Linked DNA regions of Homo sapiens: regions 1, 2 and 3 are each linked to region 4. The links are chromatin contacts, found by Hi-C or POLR2A ChIA-PET in ENCODE. All regions are on one chromosome and are shown on one strand. The core of a region is the stretch at or near the end of the contact, and the rest is flanking DNA. Distances in the headings are between cores, read along the strand shown.

Region 1 (2,700 bases), core at 55-2,554, 800 kb before region 4:
AGGGGCTCGGACAGCCCTGAGCCACACAGGGTGCTGGGCTGACTCCCTTCGTCTTGGGCCCCAGCCCTCCTCTCTGGAGCTCAGGAAGGAGGCCACAGAACCCGGAGAAGGGACGGTGCGGGGGCCCTTGTTCCATTATTGGCAGCAGCCCCAGGCAGGCTCCAAACCCCAGACGCGTGCATCCCAAAGTTGACCCCTTTGTGCCTGGAGCTGTAAGTCAGCCCATGGGCAGCAGACTTGGCTGCCCTGGCATGGGGCATGTAGCCCCAGGGTGGCGGCCCGAGAGAGTGCCCAGTGTGCAGCTCAGTCAGAACAGATGGGGGCGCTGAGAGCAGCTGCCGGCTGGCAGAGGCCCAGCCCTGGGCCCTGGGGGACAAAGCAGGTCTGGCCTCCTCGGTGGCACTGCCAGCCACGGGGTCACCCTGGCCAGAAGTCTGTGGCCCTCCCTCTCCCATGTCTGGCTAGGATCGTCCCAAGCACCCTCCCTCAGGCGCGGCCCCAATTGCCCCCCAGGACGGCCTGGCCCCCTTCCACCTCTGCCTCTCCTTGGCTGACTCACCGGGGTCACCCCCACCCAGCAGGCAGCTTTTACCCCCTCCACCACCTGCAGACCTTGCGGGGAGCCAGGTAAGCCCTATCCCAGACCCAGACAGGCCCCAGGTGATCACTGTAAATGAGGAAGGGGGGTGTCTTGGGGGTCCTCAAACCATCCTGGGGCTGGGTCCTCTGGTTCCCCCATGGAGGGTCCAGCGTCACACCCATGGCATGCGCCACCCCCTAAGGATCGGGTGTCCCCAACTCAGCGACTTGTATTTATAGCTGTGCCCTGGCCCGCTGCCGGGGTGGTGGAGTAGGGGTGGGTGGAAGGAGGGCGGTGTGTGTGGGTCGGGGGTTGTGTGAGTGGTGCGTGTGCGTGCGTGGGTGGGGTGGCCCTGGGAAAGGTGCTCCCGGAAGGAAGGCATCCAAGCGGGTGAGTGACCGGCCAGGGCATGGGAGGACAGGGGCCGTCTGGGTCGGGGGAGGGGGGCTCGCTGGGCGGTGGGGGAGGGACCCGGCGCCCCAGCCCGCACCTGGCAGCGGCTGATGATGTCGGCGTCCGTGGCCAGCAGGTCCACCACCTTGCCTTTGCCCTCGTCCCCCCACTGCGCGCCCAGCACCACCGTCACGCGGGAGCCGGTCGCCGCCGCCTCCTGCTGCAGCCGCCCCCGCTTGACGCCGCCTGCGCCGGGGGGCCGGTCGTTGGAGGCTCGGGTCCCCGACATGCTGGCTTGGCTCTTCCGCTGCGCTGGCCCGGCCAGGAGCCCGCCGCCGCCGGCGTCCGCGCCATTAAATGGAGCCGGGCCGGGGCAGGGGGCGGGGCAGGGGGCGGGCCGGGGGAGGGCCAGGGCGGGCGCAGTGACGCCCCGGTGACCTCCGGCCGCCACATCCCCGCCCCCTCGCCGCTGCCCGGGAAGCCCAGTTGAGTCTCGAGCACTTTAGGGGTGAGGGGCCGCACGGACCAACGGCCAGGCAGGCAGATGGCCTGGGGAGCCGCCCCCACGAATTTGCCAACGGAGGCAGTTTCTCGCTAGCCCGTCGGGGACCAGGGCTTGTGCACCGCGACCTCACCCCCCACCAAGCCCTTGCCGGGCCCAGGACTTCGGGGTTCCAGCAACTGCAGGGGTGGTCGTTCCCTCCAGGGAAGGAGTGCGGTTTGCAAAAGGGGAGCTGCGTCCTGCACCCCACCTAGAGGGTCCGCACTCTCGAGGAGCGCACCTGCCCCCCGTGGAACCCCGAGTGCCCTGGGCGCGGGCGCGCCCCCTGGCGGCCGCGAAGAGCCGCGCAGCGCGTCCTCTCCGAGGACTTTGTGTCCCCGCAACTGCCCGCACTTCTGCCCCACGGCAGGGGCCCCGCGTCCCGCCCGGGCGCGCTGTGGCTCGGGCCTGGCTGTAGCGAGCAGGCGGGCTCCAGCATGGAGCTCCGGCCCTCAGCACCCAAGTCTGGGGTAAAGGGACCCATCCTGTCAGCGTCACCTGGCTGGCATGGGAGCAACCCCCAGGGATGCACGCCACCGTGGGGCCCAGGTTCCCAAGAGGTCCCACACCAGACCTTCCCGGCCCAGCCTGTGGAGGGACTAGGCCCCAGAGGGAGGCGATGGTCTGCGAGGCTCCCGTGTTCCCGGCTGGTTGTCCTGTCTCACCCATCCCGCCCCACCCCTCCCAAGTAGATGAGGCTTGGAGGAAGCCAGCCCTGGTGGCCAAGAGAAGGGTCCTGGGGCCCCAAGGGCGGAAAAGAGAATCAGGTTCTTGCTTCAGAGCAGGGAGGCGGGGTCCTTTGTTCCCTCCCTGACGGCTCTCAGTTGCCAAAGAGCCTGGAGCCACGAGGCCCCTTGGGCTCAGGGCAACTCCAAGGCTAGTGACAGGGAGTCCATGGAGACGGGACACTCCCTGTGAGGAAGGAGTGGAGCTTGGGCCTGTCACAGCAAAGGTCGCTCACACTGAGTTAGTGATTCAGGTGCAGCCAAGGACACCACTGCCCACCCCTGCCTGCAGCCTCCCCACCCCTCCTCTCTTGGCACCTGACCGTGCCCCAGCCTGGGGGAGAGGGGCTGTTTGAAGCCTGGCCTCCTGCCCCCTGCACCCATGTCCCCAGTCCCCTCTTCTTCCACTGGGCACATCGACACTTCCTCTCCCTCAGCATCCTTGCGGGGAAAATGCCGTT
Region 2 (2,700 bases), core at 114-2,613, 830 kb before region 4:
CAGGCCCCATTTCCATCTTCCTCTTCTTGCCTGCACAGTGTTTGAATTTTTCAACTGTCCTGAGAGGGCACACGATTGCGGTCCTGCCACAGTTCCCACGGCATCATTCCCCTTACCTCCCCATGGCCCAGAATAGCACTCGCTTTCACAGCCCTAGCACACTGGAGACACCGCACAGAGGAACCTCGGGAGGCAGAGTCTTTCCCTCATTCCCAAGGCACAAGCGGCACCAGGTAAATCACACACCCCGGGTCATCCTCTAACTGCTCTACAGGTGCAGACTTTGTGTCCCAATCACTAGGCAAGGTAAGCTCCACTTTTTACCTGCCCCAGGGTATTAATCACCCCAGTCAGAGTGATGATCAATAAGATCAACACGCCTGAAATCCACAGGAGAAAGCCAGAGAAGGCCTGGGAGCTCACTGCCCTCACATCCCACCCAGAACTGGACACTGCAGCCACACGGAGTCCTATTTCGCTCTCCTGCTGCCTGGCTTCTGCCTCGCCCTCTTCCTTCCCTTCCTCTGCCTGGCTAACTCCTACTCGCCCCCACAGGATTCCGCTCAGACTGTTCTTCCAAGAAGCCTTCCGTGCCATCCCTGCAGGTGCGCCTGCACAAACCTGTGCCTGCCCCGACCACCTGTGGCGACTCCTCCTGCTGGTCTCCCCAACTAGGCTGGGGAGCTCCCGGGAGACGGGGCACATCTGTCTTGCCTGCCTTTGGTCTCCCGAGAAAGCCGCCGTGCCTGGCAGGGCCGCGCGCTCCATGAATACCTCTTGGGACAGGAGGGGCACTCTTCGGGTTGACTCCATGCAGGACGCCCCGCTCCCCAACCTCTCCCAGGACATCCTGCACGGGACAGTCCTGAGAAAGCACCAGGCGGGTGCCGCTCACTGCAGGGCGGCGACTAACCGGGATCGTGGAAGAGGGCGCGGGGGCTAGGGGCAGGGACCCTTTTCTTTCAGGCTGTTGGACAGGGTGGGCGAACGCTGGGGTCCTCACATCCCCCTCACTGACCCCAGCCCTGGGCGTGGCCAGCTTGTGTCCCCGCGGCCTCCCAGCTTCCGGGAACGCGGGGCCAGAAAGCAGGGCCCTCCAGCCCCCCGCTCAGGCCTCAGAGGGGACGCTGAGGCCCGGCCCGTTCCAGGCCCCGACGCAGCGGACCCTCGGCAGCCCGCCCGACACTCACCGAAGACCTCCTGCGAGTAGCGCTCGGCGCACACGCCGCGGCTCAACTCCCTCTGGCTCACGCGGACCTTGAGCTGTAGCGGGGCCACGTCCGCGAAGGGGCAGCTCCGCTTGGGCATGGCCGCGGGGCCGGGAGCTACGCAGCTCCCCGGCCGCCAGCCCCTTACCAACGACGCCGTGACGTCACAGCTGCGCGCCCATCCGCGGGCGAGAGCGGGTTTGAGGAGAGGGAGCGACGCGGCGCGTCATAGGCTGCGGGCGAAGTGGGAGGCGGGACTCCTGCGCGGAGCGGCGCGGGATAGGCCGAGGGAGAGATCGGGGGTGGGACTCGTGCGTCGGTGTACTGGACTCGACGCCGCGGGAAAGGCCAGGGGCCAGGTTGAGGATCAGGGTGGGCGGGTCCGTGGGAGAGATTTGTGCGCGCGCCGCTCAGGATAGGCGGGAGGAGAGACTAGGGGCGGGGTTCCTATGCGGCGCGAAGCGACGAAGGGTGGGAGCCAGGTCGCGGCATTCGGCTGCGCGGGAAGAGCCAGGGGGCGGGGGCGAGGCCGAGGGTCAGGACGGTGCAACGAGGGCGGAGCTTGTGCATCGGGGGCGGGCCTCGTTTGAGGATCGGCGTGGGATAGGCCAGGGCGACGTCGGGGCGGGTCTAGTTTGAGGAGCGGCGCGGGATAGGCCAGGGCAAAGTCTGGGGCGGCTGGGTCGGTGGCGGGATTCCTGTCAGCTTTTGTTTGGTTCCTAAACGGTAGACACTGGTTATAGTTCCTCATTTACTTCTCCGAAGTTAAGAGGCAGCCCGCTTCTTCCTAGCTCTTTTTTCCCCTTTAGAGACAGGGTCTCGCTCTGTCACCCAGACTGAGTGCAGTGGCAGTCTCGGCTCACTGTAGCTTGCGCCTCCCGGGCTCAGGCGATCCTCCCTTCTCGGCCTCCCCGGTAGCTGGGACCGCAGGCGCGCGCCTCCGCGCCCCGCTTTTTGGTTTTGGGTAGGAACGGGGGTTTTTCTGTGTTGCCTCAGCTGGCTTAGCTCCTCACTGTGGCGGTCTCCGCCTTCCAGAAGTAAAGGCGTGTGGGGGCTGCGCTCTGAGGGCCGCGTGCGGCTGCCGAGCGCCCCCGGGCGGGGGTATGCGCCGCTGTGTGGAAAATGTTCTTGCACAGCGGGTTCGTCTGACTTGGTGTCCCCATGCCGCGAGGTGCACCCGCGTCGTCCCTTCTCCGGGGTTCTGCTCACCAGAGGCGGCTCTCCCCTGCCCCGGCGGGTACAGAACCGACCCGTCCTGTGGCGTGGGCTTCGCCCTGTGAGAGATGACAGCGTGCTGGCAGCCCTCGCTCGCTCTCGGCGCCCACTCTGGCCGCGCTCGAGGGGCCCTTCAGCCCGCCGCTGCACTGTGGGAGCCCCTCTCTGGGCTGGCCGCGGCCGGAGCCGGCTCCCTCAGCTTGCAGGGAGGTGTGGAGGGAGAGGTGCGGGCGGGAACCCGGGCTGCACGTGGCGCTTGCGGGTCAGCGTGAGTTCC
Region 3 (2,700 bases), core at 66-2,565, 540 kb after region 4:
GCAGAGCTTCACTATACATCTGCTTTTCAAAATGTTTAACCAACTCCTTCAAAAAAGATTTGTATGGAAAGGAAACTGCCTTAATAAAGGCTGCGCGCTAGTGTTTTGGAATTCCTAAGGGGACCGCAAAGATCCCTCAGTGGACACTTAGTGACTGTGATTAAATTTAGTTCCAGACCATCTTAAAGAACGAGACCGCCCACTTGACCCAATCGATTACTCTTAATCAGCACCGGTAACATATGTTATTAATGTGACAGTCTCTCAAGAACTGCCTGACCAAGTTAAAAGCAGAGTTCGGCTAAAATAAGCACTGACCACTGCAGTGATCTGACACACACGTTTGCACAATCCATTGCGCGGCAACCTGGCCTCTCAAAGCACCGATCCGTAACGCTGCAACTCCTGGGCTTTATTAACCGACTAGACTGCCGGCATAATCGATGTACTTCGCAGACCCGCCCGCGAACAGCGGGACACGGCAGACTTCTGGAGGAAACGGTCCGACCTGGCTGCCTCCTGGGTGACTACGGCCTGCCCTCTATTTCCAGAGCGTTCGGCTGGGGGGAACACCCGACTGCAAGGCACTGCCCGAGGAGCACGAATGCCACCCCGAAGGTCCGCCAACTACAACGCCCAGGTTACTTACGTTTTCAGTGTCTCGTTCATTCACCGTTGGCAATGGGGTCCTAGTGGACATTTTACTGCACTTTAATTCTGCACAATGCGAGGGTCAAAACAAAACAGCACAGCCCTAGGAGGCCGGCGACCAGCGTCCTCGAGTCCACGGCAGTTCCGAAAAGGCGCCGTGGGGAGGGCGGCTCCCTTCCCCCTACGGCCGTCTAGATCCCGGGCCTGGCCCGGGCCGTCCCCCGGCGGGTCCCGGGGCTCATTCTCTCCCTGCCTCGGCGGCCGAGGCGAGGAGACCGGGAGGGCGGCAGTGGCGGAGCCGAGCCTGCGGGCGGCGGGCTGCGCTTCGGCCCGCCGGCGTCCCCTTGCCTCAGGGCGCCCCGCGATCCTGGGCCCCCTCACCTCCTTCTCCACTCCCTCCCGTCGCACCGCGAATTTCAGCTCGCGGGCCTCCACACAGCGCCGCCGGCGGCGCCTGAAAACGAGGAGGCGGAGGAGGATGTGAAGGAAGTGGAGCGCAAGACAGGCCGCCGCGGGCTGTGGGCGCCGACCATGGAGCGGGCTGCGGAGGAGGCGCCTGCGCCCGACTGCTTCTCCCTCTCTAGCGAGCTTGCTGCCTCAGCCTCCGCCCTGCTGGCCGCCGCTGCCGCCGCCGCACCCCGGCACCTCAGAGCCTCACGGAGCCAAGATGGCCGCCCCTCGGCTTCCTCTGCTGCCTCCGGCTGCCGGAAGTGACGACAGGCCGCCACCCGGAGTCCCGCCAATCAGCATGGCCTGAGAAAGCCGGCCCGGCTGTTGTTGCTAGGGGCGACTTGGTCCAGACCTCGCCGCGGGGGCGGTGCAGAGGGCTGGATAGTGCTGGTCGGGTCTCCGCTGACTCCCGCGGGCTGCGGGTTCCTCCTGTCCCGAGCGCGCCGGCAACCGCGAAAGAGCCGAGAAACGGCTCTGGGCGACAGCCAGAGCCCTCCCGCTGAGTTGGCATTTACACACTACAGGCCTGGGTTGGCTGGATTACAGATCGAGAGCCTATTGTGCGCAAAAGTTGCGGTTGCATCCCTGGGACTGCGCTGCACCGAATGGAGCCCCAGCATTAATTAATGACAGGGCCGGGGCTACGGGAAGGCGCCGGGCTCTTGCATCCTTAACTGTGACCCGGGAGTCAGGTTCTCGCCAACAAACCTTCCCGTCTCCGGATCTGAGCAGCTGCGGGCTGGGCGCGGACCCTGAGGGCAGCAGGCGCCTCTTGCCCTCAAGGAGCTGGTGGTCAGACGGGTGACAGACCCGGACCCAGCTAAATGCCATCCGGATGGAAGAGTGCAATAACGAGGGTGGCACAAAGGGGATGGGTTTGGGGGCGAAATGAATCTGTAGAGGACCCCAGGGACCAGCTTCCAAATGCCTGTAGGGGGTTTATAAGCAGGCTTTTCTTACAGTCAGTGCGTTGCTGCTGGAAGACTGGAAGCATCTCTGGGTGCCAGCCTCGGGCCAGGCTCGGTAGATGCCTGCAGGCTGGAACACTGGAAATGCTACCTGACCTGGAAGCCTTCCTTGCCCATTCACCTCTTCACGTGCTCGGTGCCTCTACTCAGCTCCTGGCCAGCGGTGGATGGAATCCATGGGTGCAGGGTCCGAAGAGGGAGAGTAGTGTGAGATGGGGGTGACACGAACTGTTACCGAGAGTCGAGTCTACCTTGTGGGTTCATGACATTTGTTACCTCATTTAGCCTCAGGGTAACCCTATGAGATGGGCAGACACACATGCGATCCGAAGTCTAGACAGGTACAGTGACTTGGCTAAAGTACACAGGTTGGTTAGCGACAGAGCTGGGATTCTAACCTAGCTCCCAAAGCTTGGATAATAGGTAAGCCCTTGTAGTGGGGGGCTATGTCATGCTTGCTTTCCCTTTGGTCCGTTGGCATCCCAACTCTCTTGCTATGTTTGAGACATTTCTTGCTCCACGAAATATATGTTTGTTGTTGTTGTTGTTGTTGTTGTTGTTTTGGGACGGAGTTTCGCTCTGTCGCCCAGGCTGGAGTGCAGTGGCGCGATCTCCACTCACTGCAAGCTCC
Region 4 (2,700 bases), core at 201-2,700:
CAGAGTCTCGCTCTGTCGCCCAAGCTGGAATACAGTGGCGCCATCTCAGCTCACTGCAGCCTCCACCTCCAGGGTTCAAGCGATTCTCCTGCCTCAGCCTCCCAAGTACCTGGAATTACAGGTGCGCACCACCACCACACCCAGCTAATTTTTGTATTTTTAGTAGAGAAGGGGTTTCACCATGTTAGCCAGGCTGGTCTCAAACTCCTGAACTCAAGCAGTTTGCCTGCTTTGGCCTCCCAAAGTGCTAAGATTACAGATTACAGGCCTCCCAAAGTGCTGAGCCACTGCGCCCAGCCTCCATCCAATTTTTATTTGGCTTTTTTTTTTTTTTTTTTTTTTTTGAGATGGCGTTTCACTCTTGTCGCCCAGGCTGGAGTGCAAAGATCTCGGCTCACTGCAACCCCTGCCCTCCGGGTTCAAGTGATTCTCCTGCCCCAGCTTCCTGAGCAGTTGGGATTACAGGCGCCCACCACCAAGCCCGGCTAATTTTTGTATTTTTAGTAGAGATGGGGTTTCGCCATGTCGGCCAGGCTGGTCTTGAACTCCTGACCTCAGGTGATCCGCTCGCTAAATTTTTTTCTTTTATGATTTCTAGTTCTCTACTGGAAAATATTTCTGAAAAAAAAAATATATATATATATATATATTTTTAAGACTATTAAGCCCAGTGTCTGGAGCCCCTGTGGAAGTTTTATATTATCTGCTGAGAAGAATATGCACAGAATACAGACATAAAAATATGCAGAGCAGGCCGGGCGCGGTGGCTCAAGCCTGTAATCCCAGCACTTTGGGAGGCTGAGGCAGGTGGATCACCTGAGGTCAGGAGTTCAAGACCAGCCTGGCCAACATGGTGAAACCCCGTCTTTGCTAAAAATACAAAAACTAGCTGGGCTTGGTGACCAGCGCCTGTAATCCCAGCTATTCAGGAAGCTGAGGCACGAGAACCGCTTGAACCCGGGAGGCGGAGGTTGCAGTGAGCCGAGATCGCGCCACTGCACTGCAGCGTGGGCGACAGAGTGAGACTCCGTCTCCAAATATATATATTTTATACATGCAGAGCTAAATAATTAACAATAGAAAGGGACAAGACACACCACTGAAATGGGAGACTTGACTTAGTCTTTAACGTCACAGTAAAGAGGGTCCCTTTTCTTAGGTTAACCAACCCTCCCGGTATGTCTAGAACTTTCCTAGTTTCAGCGTTGAAGGTCCCGCGTCCCAGGAAACCCATCAGTCGTGGGAAGATGTGGAGGATTAGCCAGCCCACAGTGACACACGCGGGCACACCCCTAACGCACCCTCTCCCCGCCCCTTCTTGCCTGCGACACCAGGCGGCCGCCGGGGGCGCTGTGGTGCGGAGGCGCCGCTGGGGAGGCACTCTGGCCTTGCGGCGTCTCTGCTGCTTCCGCCTTCCCGGCATCCCCTGCGCGCGCCTGCGCGCTCGGTGACCTTTCCGAGTTGGCTGCAGATTTGTGGTGCGTTCTGAGCCGTCTGTCCTGCGCCAAGGTGAGTACGGGGACCTGGACCTGGCTCCCGAGGTGCGAGACGGCGGGGGCGGGAGGGCGAGAAGCCGCCTTGGCCCCAGCTGATCTTGGGGTTCCACCCCTCCGCCGGCACGCGCCTGCTTTTCTGCCCGGCTTTCCCTTCTCTGAAGGGAGGTAGGCCAGGGTCGGTTGCCAGAGGGAAGCATCGCCTAGGCCTGCGCCGCGTTTCCCTCCTTGGCCTTAACGCGCTCAGTGCACCTGAATTCTCCCACGGTTTTGACAGGGAGCGTACCTTGGCCTTGAGAGGTTCAGCTGCCTAACCCAGAGGCTACGCAGAGTTAGAGAAGCCAGAGTCCAAGCCAAGAACTCTGACTCCACATCCAGTCCCTTCTCTCCTTTATAACTCAAGTTTCCTTGCGCCACACTGCCCTCCACGTTATGCTGTACATGACAACTTGGGTGAGGCAACAGGGAAGCTGAAAAGAGATCATACGGTGCTGAATGAAATTGTATGGAACTCGCGGGTCAGACATTTCCCATTTCCAGTGTCAGGTAATAGTTCGCCCTTAATGTAATGTGCCAAAACTTTGCAGACTTAAGTGGATACAGTAGACACACGTTTGGCCTATGAATAAGATGGATTTTTAAAAGGTCTGGTGCTGTAAAACTGACACACACAGCTAGGAAATGTGCCTGGGCAGAATGGACTCAAGAAAGGGGCCGGCCGGGCGCGGTGGTTCACGCCTGTAATCCCAGCCCTTTGGGAGGCTGAGGCGGGCGGATCACGAGGTCAAGAGATCGAGACCATCCTTACCAACATGGTGAAACGCCGTCTCTACTAAAAATACAAAAATTAGCTGGGTGTGGTGGCAGGCACCTGTAGTCCCAGCTACTCGGGAGGCTGAGGCAGGAGAATCGCTTGCACTCGGTAGGCGGAGGTTGCAGTGAGCCGAGATCGCGCCATTGCATTCCAGCCTGATGACCGAGTGAAACTCCGTCTTAAAAAAAAAAAAAAAAAAAAAAGTAGGGGCTGTCGTTTTATTATGTGTTGGGAATATGTAGCTGGGCGCGGTGGCTCACGCCTGTAATCCCAGCACTTTGGGAGGCCGAGGCGGGCGGATCACGAGGTCAAGAGATCGAGACCATCCTGACTAACACGGTGAAACCCCGTCTTTACCAAAAATACAAAAAATTAGCCCAGTGTGGTGGCACG

Evidence for each region. Hi-C counts contacts between places; a loop is a spot of excess contacts on that map. ChIA-PET counts read pairs that join two places held with the same protein, here RNA polymerase II (POLR2A). Pooled maps may share reads with other maps.
Region 1: a pooled map shows a loop between it and region 4 (9-fold over the local background). The contact joins the promoter of ADSS1 here to the promoter of ATP5MJ in region 4. A Hi-C loop is called at or near these places in 4 of 50 pooled maps.
Region 2: a map of CD4-positive, alpha-beta T cell shows a loop between it and region 4 (10-fold over the local background). The contact joins the promoter of SIVA1 here to the promoter of ATP5MJ in region 4. A Hi-C loop is called at or near these places in 1 of 168 maps with a recorded cell type or tissue (CD4-positive, alpha-beta T cell), 2 of 37 single-sample maps with no recorded cell type and 9 of 50 pooled maps. POLR2A ChIA-PET finds 5 or more read pairs at or near these places in 3 of 52 experiments (activated CD4-positive, alpha-beta T cell, activated CD8-positive, alpha-beta memory T cell and naive thymus-derived CD8-positive, alpha-beta T cell).
Region 3: a loop to region 4 is called in a map of naive thymus-derived CD4-positive, alpha-beta T cell, with 13 times the contacts of the local background. The contact joins the promoter of MARK3 here to the promoter of ATP5MJ in region 4. A Hi-C loop is called at or near these places in 1 of 168 maps with a recorded cell type or tissue (naive thymus-derived CD4-positive, alpha-beta T cell) and 7 of 50 pooled maps. POLR2A ChIA-PET finds 5 or more read pairs at or near these places in 1 of 52 experiments (activated CD4-positive, alpha-beta T cell).

Annotation. Positions count from the first base shown.
Region 1 is chr14:104,722,833-104,725,532 of GRCh38, reverse strand. ADSS1 (adenylosuccinate synthase 1) reads right to left here and starts at 1,304. Exons shown (of 13, transcript NM_152328.5): 1 at 1,071-1,304. The coding sequence starts at 1,262. RefSeq lists an enhancer at 1-257 and a silencer at 1,088-1,497.
Region 2 is chr14:104,751,810-104,754,509 of GRCh38, reverse strand. It overlaps SIVA1 (SIVA1 apoptosis inducing factor), which reads right to left and starts at 1,363. Exons shown (of 4, transcript NM_006427.4): 1 at 1,191-1,363. The coding sequence starts at 1,308. The region is part of intron 2 of LOC107987209 (a long non-coding RNA gene); the gene reads left to right. RefSeq lists enhancers at 1,268-1,337, 1,348-1,397, 1,043-1,544, 2,248-2,337 and a silencer at 1,498-1,867.
Region 3 is chr14:103,384,030-103,386,729 of GRCh38, reverse strand. It overlaps MARK3 (microtubule affinity regulating kinase 3), which reads right to left and starts at 1,315. Exons shown (of 18, transcript NM_001128918.3): 1 at 650-1,315. The coding sequence starts at 700. RefSeq lists enhancers at 379-568, 509-1,498, 1,499-2,490 and a silencer at 849-1,038.
Region 4 is chr14:103,920,279-103,922,978 of GRCh38, reverse strand. It overlaps ATP5MJ (ATP synthase membrane subunit j), which reads left to right and starts at 1,450. Exons shown (of 4, transcript NM_004894.3): 1 at 1,450-1,509. RefSeq lists silencers at 1,257-1,426, 1,313-1,485 and an enhancer at 1,120-1,795.